Linked DNA regions of Homo sapiens: region 2 is linked to region 1. Evidence: chromatin contacts called from ENCODE Hi-C or POLR2A ChIA-PET data. All regions are on one chromosome and are shown on one strand. Each heading gives the region's core, a stretch centred on a gene start or an enhancer-like site at or near the end of the contact. The rest is flanking DNA. Distances are from core to core; before and after follow the strand shown.

Evidence for each region. A loop is a pair of places that touch in the nucleus more often than their neighbours do. ChIA-PET counts read pairs that join two places held with the same protein, here RNA polymerase II (POLR2A). Pooled maps may share reads with other maps.
Region 2: a map of left cardiac atrium shows a loop between it and region 1 (4-fold over the local background). The contact joins two enhancer-like sites. A Hi-C loop is called at or near these places in 4 of 168 maps with a recorded cell type or tissue (heart left ventricle, heart right ventricle, left cardiac atrium and 1 more) and 2 of 50 pooled maps. POLR2A ChIA-PET finds 5 or more read pairs at or near these places in 1 of 52 experiments (K562).

What each region holds. Positions count from the first base shown.
Region 1 is chr20:24,502,012-24,505,594 of GRCh38, forward strand. The region is part of intron 1 of SYNDIG1 (synapse differentiation inducing 1); the gene reads left to right. Among named protein-coding and RNA genes, the nearest start is that of SYNDIG1, 34 kb to the left of the region's middle. RefSeq lists enhancers at 1,700-2,201, 2,202-2,701. Within about 2 kb of position 1,825, at least 6 of the 41 ENCODE cell types and tissues checked have a DNase peak (open chromatin) inside an H3K27ac peak, as active enhancers do.
Region 2 is chr20:24,633,336-24,636,918 of GRCh38, forward strand. All of the region lies in intron 3 of SYNDIG1 (synapse differentiation inducing 1), which reads left to right. Among named protein-coding and RNA genes, the nearest start is that of SYNDIG1, 170 kb to the left of the region's middle. RefSeq lists enhancers at 382-1,034, 1,118-2,317, 1,199-2,037. Within about 2 kb of position 1,601, at least 5 of the 41 ENCODE cell types and tissues checked have a DNase peak (open chromatin) inside an H3K27ac peak, as active enhancers do.

The DNA.
Region 1 (3,583 bases), core at 575-3,074:
GCGGGCAGGACGTTGCTGGGAAGATGCCCCTGTCCTGATAGCTGTGAGTGAATGTCCTATACAGTCCCCTAGACGTTCCCACAGGGCTGAGCCCCAGCCACTGGCAGCAGCAACTGGCTTAACCACACATACCCCTCACCTTCTTTCTGTTCCCTACCTTTCTTGCCCCTACCCAGTGCTTTCTGGAACCACCTCCCAAGTGCACTCAGATCCTCGTCGCAGGGCCAGCTTCTGGGAGGTCTTGGGCATCATCCTGGATGCAGGAGTCATAGCCTTGTGGAAGCAGCAGGCCTGTTCTGCGTCATCTGCTTTCTCCCCATCACTAAGTGAATCCTGTCCAGGACAAGTGGCGAGCAGGGCTTGGAGTGTCACGTGGGAGGCAGTGTCTCTTGGGAAGCATCTCTGCCTGTGCATCAGTGCTGCTCTGATTCACAGAGCATCGTCCTGGCCTCTCCAGGATGAATCATACCCCGGGCACAGACAGGAATGAATGTCAGGGAGACAGAATCTCTCAGAATCCTCACCCTTGAATCTTCCCTGCAGAGTTCTGGGAAAGAATGACTTTGAAACAATCATTTATTTGACCCTGGCAGCTATTTCAGTGACTTTTAAGCAAGCTATTTTAGTGATTTTTAAGAGTTAGTGTCATTCCATGGATGTCCCATTCAAATCTTTGTTAAGAACATGCTAATTTGCTTTTCTGGATCAAATGCACATCCTCCAAGTGCATTGCCATTTGGCTTCTGGTTAGGATGGTGTGAAGGCCTTGGGGCTGTCCTCTCTGTTAAAGGAAATAAAATACAAAGGTCACTGAAGAAGAGAAGAGTGACAGTACTGATTCATACAGTGCCTGCTGACGTGTCTGGAAAGCAGAGCGCTGACGTGGGAGTTTTGTCTTTGCATTTATGTTAATTCTGCTTTAAACTCTGGGAAATTAAGTAGATACGAACTTTGGCACAATTATGTTCAGTGATCATTCAAGATGTCATAGCATGAAGCCCATCACACTTCCAAGTTTCAAGGGCCCTTTATCTGGGATGCGTGAATGGACAGATTCATGGTCAGGGTCTCAGAAGCTTTGTGGTCTTCAGCTGAGCTTGGGAAGCAGACTGTGCCCTCATTCTTCTCATTCCTTCTTCTCTGTTGCTCCTTCCTGAGGACTGTGGGGGAAGGCAGGCGTCCCCTGCCAGAAGGCGGCTTGTAATGCCTGGAAATATAGCTGGGGATGCGTTCCTTCTGCACGGTACTTATCACGCAAGGCAGGGCGGACAGGTGGCAATATAACCAGCTAACTAAATGCACAGATGATCCTAACAAGGTGGAGGAAAAAGATCAGGAAAAATGAGATCACACCAAGAGGGAGGTGAGCACCTCAAATATATTTTGGTGTCTAGAGCTGGCTGTGTGCTCAGCAGCAGTGCTGAGAGGGAGACACAATCAGCAGCATGACTCACAGTGTCCACGCGGTAAAAATAGACCAGGGGCTCAGGAGAAGCTCGTCTACTTTTGCTCTGATACGGGATGCAGAGTTCTCATAGAAGCAATGAGCGTCACCCCCAAAATCCCCCAATGGGAATGCCTCCCCAGCCCCCCAGCGCTCCAGTCCCTCTGACCCTTTGCTAGCTTTCCACTGCTCTTATCTGCAGAACTCATTTATTGAGCTCATGATCTCAGCCCCCTGGCACTCCAATCCCCCTGACCCTGTGCTAACTTTCCTACAGCTCTTATCTGCAGAACTCACTCATTGAGCTCATGATCTGCCTCTCATCTTTAGGTCAAGTGTGAGCTTCACAAGAACACAGGCTTCTTCTGGCTGCTTCCCTGCCACCCCCAGCGCCTACTGCAGGGTGCGTACTCGGGCATGACTTGTTGAATGACTGGATTGAAGACATTTCATGAGGATTGCTGCTTACAAAGCAGATCCGTGGGATCCAGGGAGAGCAGGTTTTTTTTTTTTTTTTTTTTTGAGACGGAGTCTCACACTTTCGCCCAGGCTGTAGTACAGTGGCATGATCTTGGCTCACTGCAAGCTCCACCTCCCAGGCTCACGCCATTCTCCTGTCTCAGCCTCCTGAGTAGCTGGGACTACAGGCACCTGCCACCACGCCGACTAATTTTTTGTATTTTTAGTAGAGACAGGGCTTCACCGTGTTAGCCAGGATAGTCTTGGTCTCCTGACCTCGTGATCCGCCCGCCTCGGCCTCCCAAAGTGCTGGGATTACAGGTGTGAGCCACCGCGCCCAGCCAGGAGAGCAGTTTTATGCTTTGCGGACTTTCATTGGTGTGGCTATCTGATGGCTTGTTTCACTGCAGTGTAGATTGTGGCATAGGTAGCCCGGGGAGCAATGAAGTCGCACATAATAAAGAGACCCTATGCGTAGCAAAAAGGCTTAAAGGAACCCCTGGAAAGAAAACAGGGAAAGACAGGACAGAGATGCAGCGAAGGAAACCCAAGCCCAAACAAGCCCGACTGAGCTCCCTTGGCCCTCTCTGGATGCCACCCTCACCCTGGCTCTAGGTCTCCATCTGTGGCTCGGAGGCTGCCTGGGGGCTGGGACCTGAGGCTGTATTGTCCCTGTGGTGGAGCATGGATGTTCTTAGTTTTCAGTTTTCTTCAGAATGAATCCGGATCCAAACTTTAAAATCTGTAGCTCATGAAGAACAGCTTCTACTTCAAAGAAGGCCAGTCACGAGGGAACATAGAGAGTTGGGAGATGTCAGAGTTGAGACGGAGACTAAACGGGGGTTGGCATATGCTGGCTCTCATGAGCTACGCAAAAGCCTTTGGTCTGTGCCCCGGGAGCTGGGTCACTGAAGAATTCCTGCAGAGCTGTCACAGAATCAGTTCCCCATCTGAAAGACCCTGTGACTGCTGCAATAGCCCAGTAAGGATGTGGGGAAGCAACTAGGAAATCGTTGAAGTGGCCTGGGTGAGAGGATGGTAGCTTGGTCCAGGGTGACAAGGGGGAAGAATCAGTAGGACTTGTTGATGCTTTGATTTTCATGGAGGAGGTGGTGAACAGATCCCAGGTGTGGGGCAAGGCCAGGTGAGCCGCGGCAGGGCTGTTCACAGACGTGGTGGGTGAGGAGCCAGCAGAGGGTCTGTGCGTGTCCAGCTTGCTAGCTGAGTGGTCATCGGCACAGGGTAGGTAGGTGGCACCGCGGGCTACAGGGAGATGAGCTGGAAAAGGCTGAAGAGAGGACCTGGCAAAGAGTCATTGAGAAGTCATTGGGAAGCAGGAAAACCAGCCAAGGGTGCGCAGCCAGGGGAGCCCTGGGGAAATTCTCTCAAGGAGAAGGAAGATGCCCAGGGTGTCATATTTGTCTGAGGTCAGGCCTGGTGGGCAGAGGCGGTCATCCTCTGGACTCACTGGCGTTTAGGACCCCCTCAGCGGGGAAGAGGGGGGCTCAGAGTGGCTCCTACATATCCAAACCCCAGATCTGCCCCCCTTACTCAACCTAGCAGCTAAATTGGGGTGGATTTTAGGAATCCACATGGATTGTTCCCTTCTGGGGTTTTTGTAAATGGCACTGCAACATTTTTAATAAAATTTAAATTGCAGAGCAGACTGGGTCCTCATTC
Region 2 (3,583 bases), core at 351-2,850, 130 kb after region 1:
ACCCAGCCCGAAGGCCCACAGTGGAGTGCGTGATGCCCCTGCTGTGCCCCTCCTGGTTTATCCGTGCCTGGCAGAGTCCCAGCACCCAGCACGGGAGCAGGTGTAGGGGAGGCTCAGAAATAAACATGGATCAATATTAACTGGTAACGTTCACGGGGGGGAATGTTCCAAAGAACCTTGTTGAAACCCTCTAAGTTGGTCCCCTTTTGATTCTAGTTGATCACCCTGGAAGAAATGGCAGCATTCAATTCCTCCATCCTTTTTTCCAGTTCGCAAGGGCTGGTTCCCTGGACCAGCAGCATCAGGGTCATCTGGGAACGTTTTAGGATCGTGAAGTCTCGTCAGCTCCCAAGACCTGCTGACTCGGAAGCTCTGGGGACGGGGCTGGCAGTCTGGGTGTGAATGCCCTCTGAGGTTGCTGTGGAGACTCCTGAGGTAACACATGCTGAAGTCAGCCTGTCCTAATGGACCAGGCTCTTGGTTAGGAGCCCCAGCACCTAGGGGAGGCCGTGGTTCAGGGTTGTTGGGGTGTGGGCACAGCACGTGACACCCGCACCAGCCGCTCTCACCTTTTCACTCCTGCCCTCCCAGGTCACCTGCATCCGCCAAACTCTGCCTGGGGTTCCCTTCGTTATCAGCAGAGCACATAGACACATGTCTGGATTTGTTTATTCATTGTCTTTTCAAATATAGTGTACTCAACTTGGAAAACAGAAGGAGGAGGAAGAGAATGGAGAAAGAAAGCATGAAAACTGAACCTCTCCTCCATGCCCCTTTCTCAAAGCCCCTCCTCCAGGGGGACCCCGTCTTTCTGTGCCTTTATCAATGTGTGTGTGGGCAGTTTTGATTTACACGTAGAAGACCATCAAAGTGCAATGCAGCTTGCTTTTTCACATAATGTAAATACTTCTGGTATCTGCATATAAACACCAGCATTGACATTTTTAATGATTTTGTAGCATTTTGATGTATGAATTGCAATAATTTCATTACAGTAATGTTTTCCCTAAAAATGGACATATCAATTGTTTTCAACTTCTCCTTTTGCAAATATAGGATATCCACAAGTGAAATTCCACCAAGTCAAAGGTTATTCACATGTAAATTTAGCTACATACTGTAACTTCTCCTCCAGAAGTCCGTACCAGTTTTCATTCCTATTAACAAAATGTGAATGCCTGTCTTTCCCACCTGAGCTCAGTGTTCCATTTTCAACAATCTGATAGATAAAATAAAAGATATTGTCAGTTTCAGTTTGTGTTTCATTGGTTACTATAAAGCTGAACATCTTTATGTGTGTTATTTTTTTTCCTGCTTTTATTTCCCGTATAAATTTCTAGTTCTACATTTACCATTTTGTATTGGGTGTTCACATTTTATTAATTTGTAGACCTTATTTTTCTGACACAGTTTTTAGTCTGCTGTTCATGAGCTTTACTGCAAACATGTCCTCCTGCCAGACTTGGCTGTCAGTGGTGCCTCTTGCTGTAGAAAGGAGTCCTGGAGTATCTTCAGTGGTTGCTGGAGGGAAGCTTCCAGGGCACTACAGTCCAGTTCTTTACAGCTGCTGAGCATTGGTTGTGCGGTGTCTCACAGTGACTCAGCAGAAGACAGAGCCTGCACTAGTGTCTCCCAGGCATCATCGGATCCTGCAGCTCCCACACGGCAGCCCCAGGAGCAGCCTGGCAGTGTGACTCAGCAGCTTTCCTTGCCTGTTCTGAGGGGGCGCAGCTGGGGACAGCACGGGCTTCTGCCCACTCCTCACCCTGCCAGCGGGAAGCCTCCAAGACTTGGGAAGGAAAGGCAGTGAAGACCTCACTTGTCTCCTGCTGGGCCGTGGGCCCAGGTGCTGGCTTCACGGTGGTGACTCATGAACACACGAAGAATTGGGTGTGCAGAGGAGGAGAAACCATGCAGTGAAGAGCCCCATCGTCCTGTCACAAAATCCACTGCTAACTTTTTATTTCTACACCTATCTCCTCATGCTTCACAGAACCTCTGACCAAAGCAGCTTCCTCTTATCATTCACAGATTTTATAACTTTCTGCCTTTCCGAACGCGCTCTTCATTCCTGGTCATCTTGCATAATTTCCCGCCCGTGATTCTAAAGAAGAGAACCTATTGCTATGATAAAAGCTCACTGCAGATTCAGGGACATTGCACCTTATCCCAGCGGACACCAAGGGTCTCTGTGCTGGTTGGGTCTTGCCTCCAGTTCTCATCTTTCTTATTAAATACTTAAGTTTCTAAACTGGAGACTTTTCTTGATGAGGAGGCCGACTAAAGGAGTACCTTTTTATAAGCTTTTTTTACAATTACATTCACATCACAAAACACGTAGTTTTGTAACAGTGCAGTTATTCACACATGCCTCTTGTTTTTCAGAGCACCCTTTTCTCCCCTTCTGTGTTGAGGGTGGATCTCACGGCCACACAGTTAACCTATGTTAACCACCTCGACTGCCCTTCCAGTTTCCTCCACACTCAGCCATTTGCATATGCACACACATCTAGCACCCGGTCACCATGCCATCTACCACTGTGGGGACCCTCTCACCAGTTTATTCTCATGAGAGTAAACACACTTTCTGTATCTCAATGTTTTCACTGACAATACTTTCCAATATTCTGGAAATTTTGTAGTTATTGTCTTTAGCATTCATGAAATACCTGCATAACAATGACTGTCGTTGACCCAGCTGTCTTTCCAACACTGCTTGTTCACTGTTGTCTGGACTTTGGGGGGGCTCTATGAACAATGTTCCAATCAAATGTAGTTTTTGGTGAAAGTTTATATCCATATTTGCCGGTATATGAGACTGGGCTGCAAATAGGGTACTTCAATTTTCATGAGAAAGCTTAACTTCTTTTCATCATGCATAAGTTGGAAGTGATTTTCATCTATTATTGAAGCTGCGTCATTGTTTGGGGTAAATACCCAAGGTTCATTGTCTCGTGCCAAGGGAATAGAGGAAATGGACATACAAGAAGTGTATTTAAGAGTGGAGGTTTAATAGGCAAAAGAAAGAGAAAAGAGAACAGCTCTCTCTCCTGCAGAGAGAGAGGGGCACCTGAGTGGGTCTTCTAGTCCATGGCAAAGTACATGGGGTTTTATAGACTGGCTTGAGGAGGCAGTGTCTGATTTACATAGGGCCCAAAGATTGGTTGGACCAGGTGTGCCATTTACATAGCACACAAAGAAGCTGGCCACCTCTCCCTAATGTTTTACTATGCAGATGGGGTCTCTACCTGGCCAGTGCCATGTTGTCTGCTCCTTACTGTGCACGTGGTTGACAAGGAAAGGAGATGATGGAGTGCCATGTTGAACCTGCCTGGCCACCATGTAGCCTTTTCCTATTGGCACAGCTGCTGGCATTCACCCATGCAAGCTTCCAGCTTATCTATGTCTGCAGCTCAATTTTACAGGCTGCTCTTTGTTAGAAAAGAAGTGATTTGGGGGCTGCTTTTCATTAAAAGGAAAATCTTACCAAGGACTCTCTTACCCTCGCTATCTGCCTAAATAATTTCTTTTTAACTGCTATATCATTATTATAAGATAAAATCTATATTGATCATGTCAACAG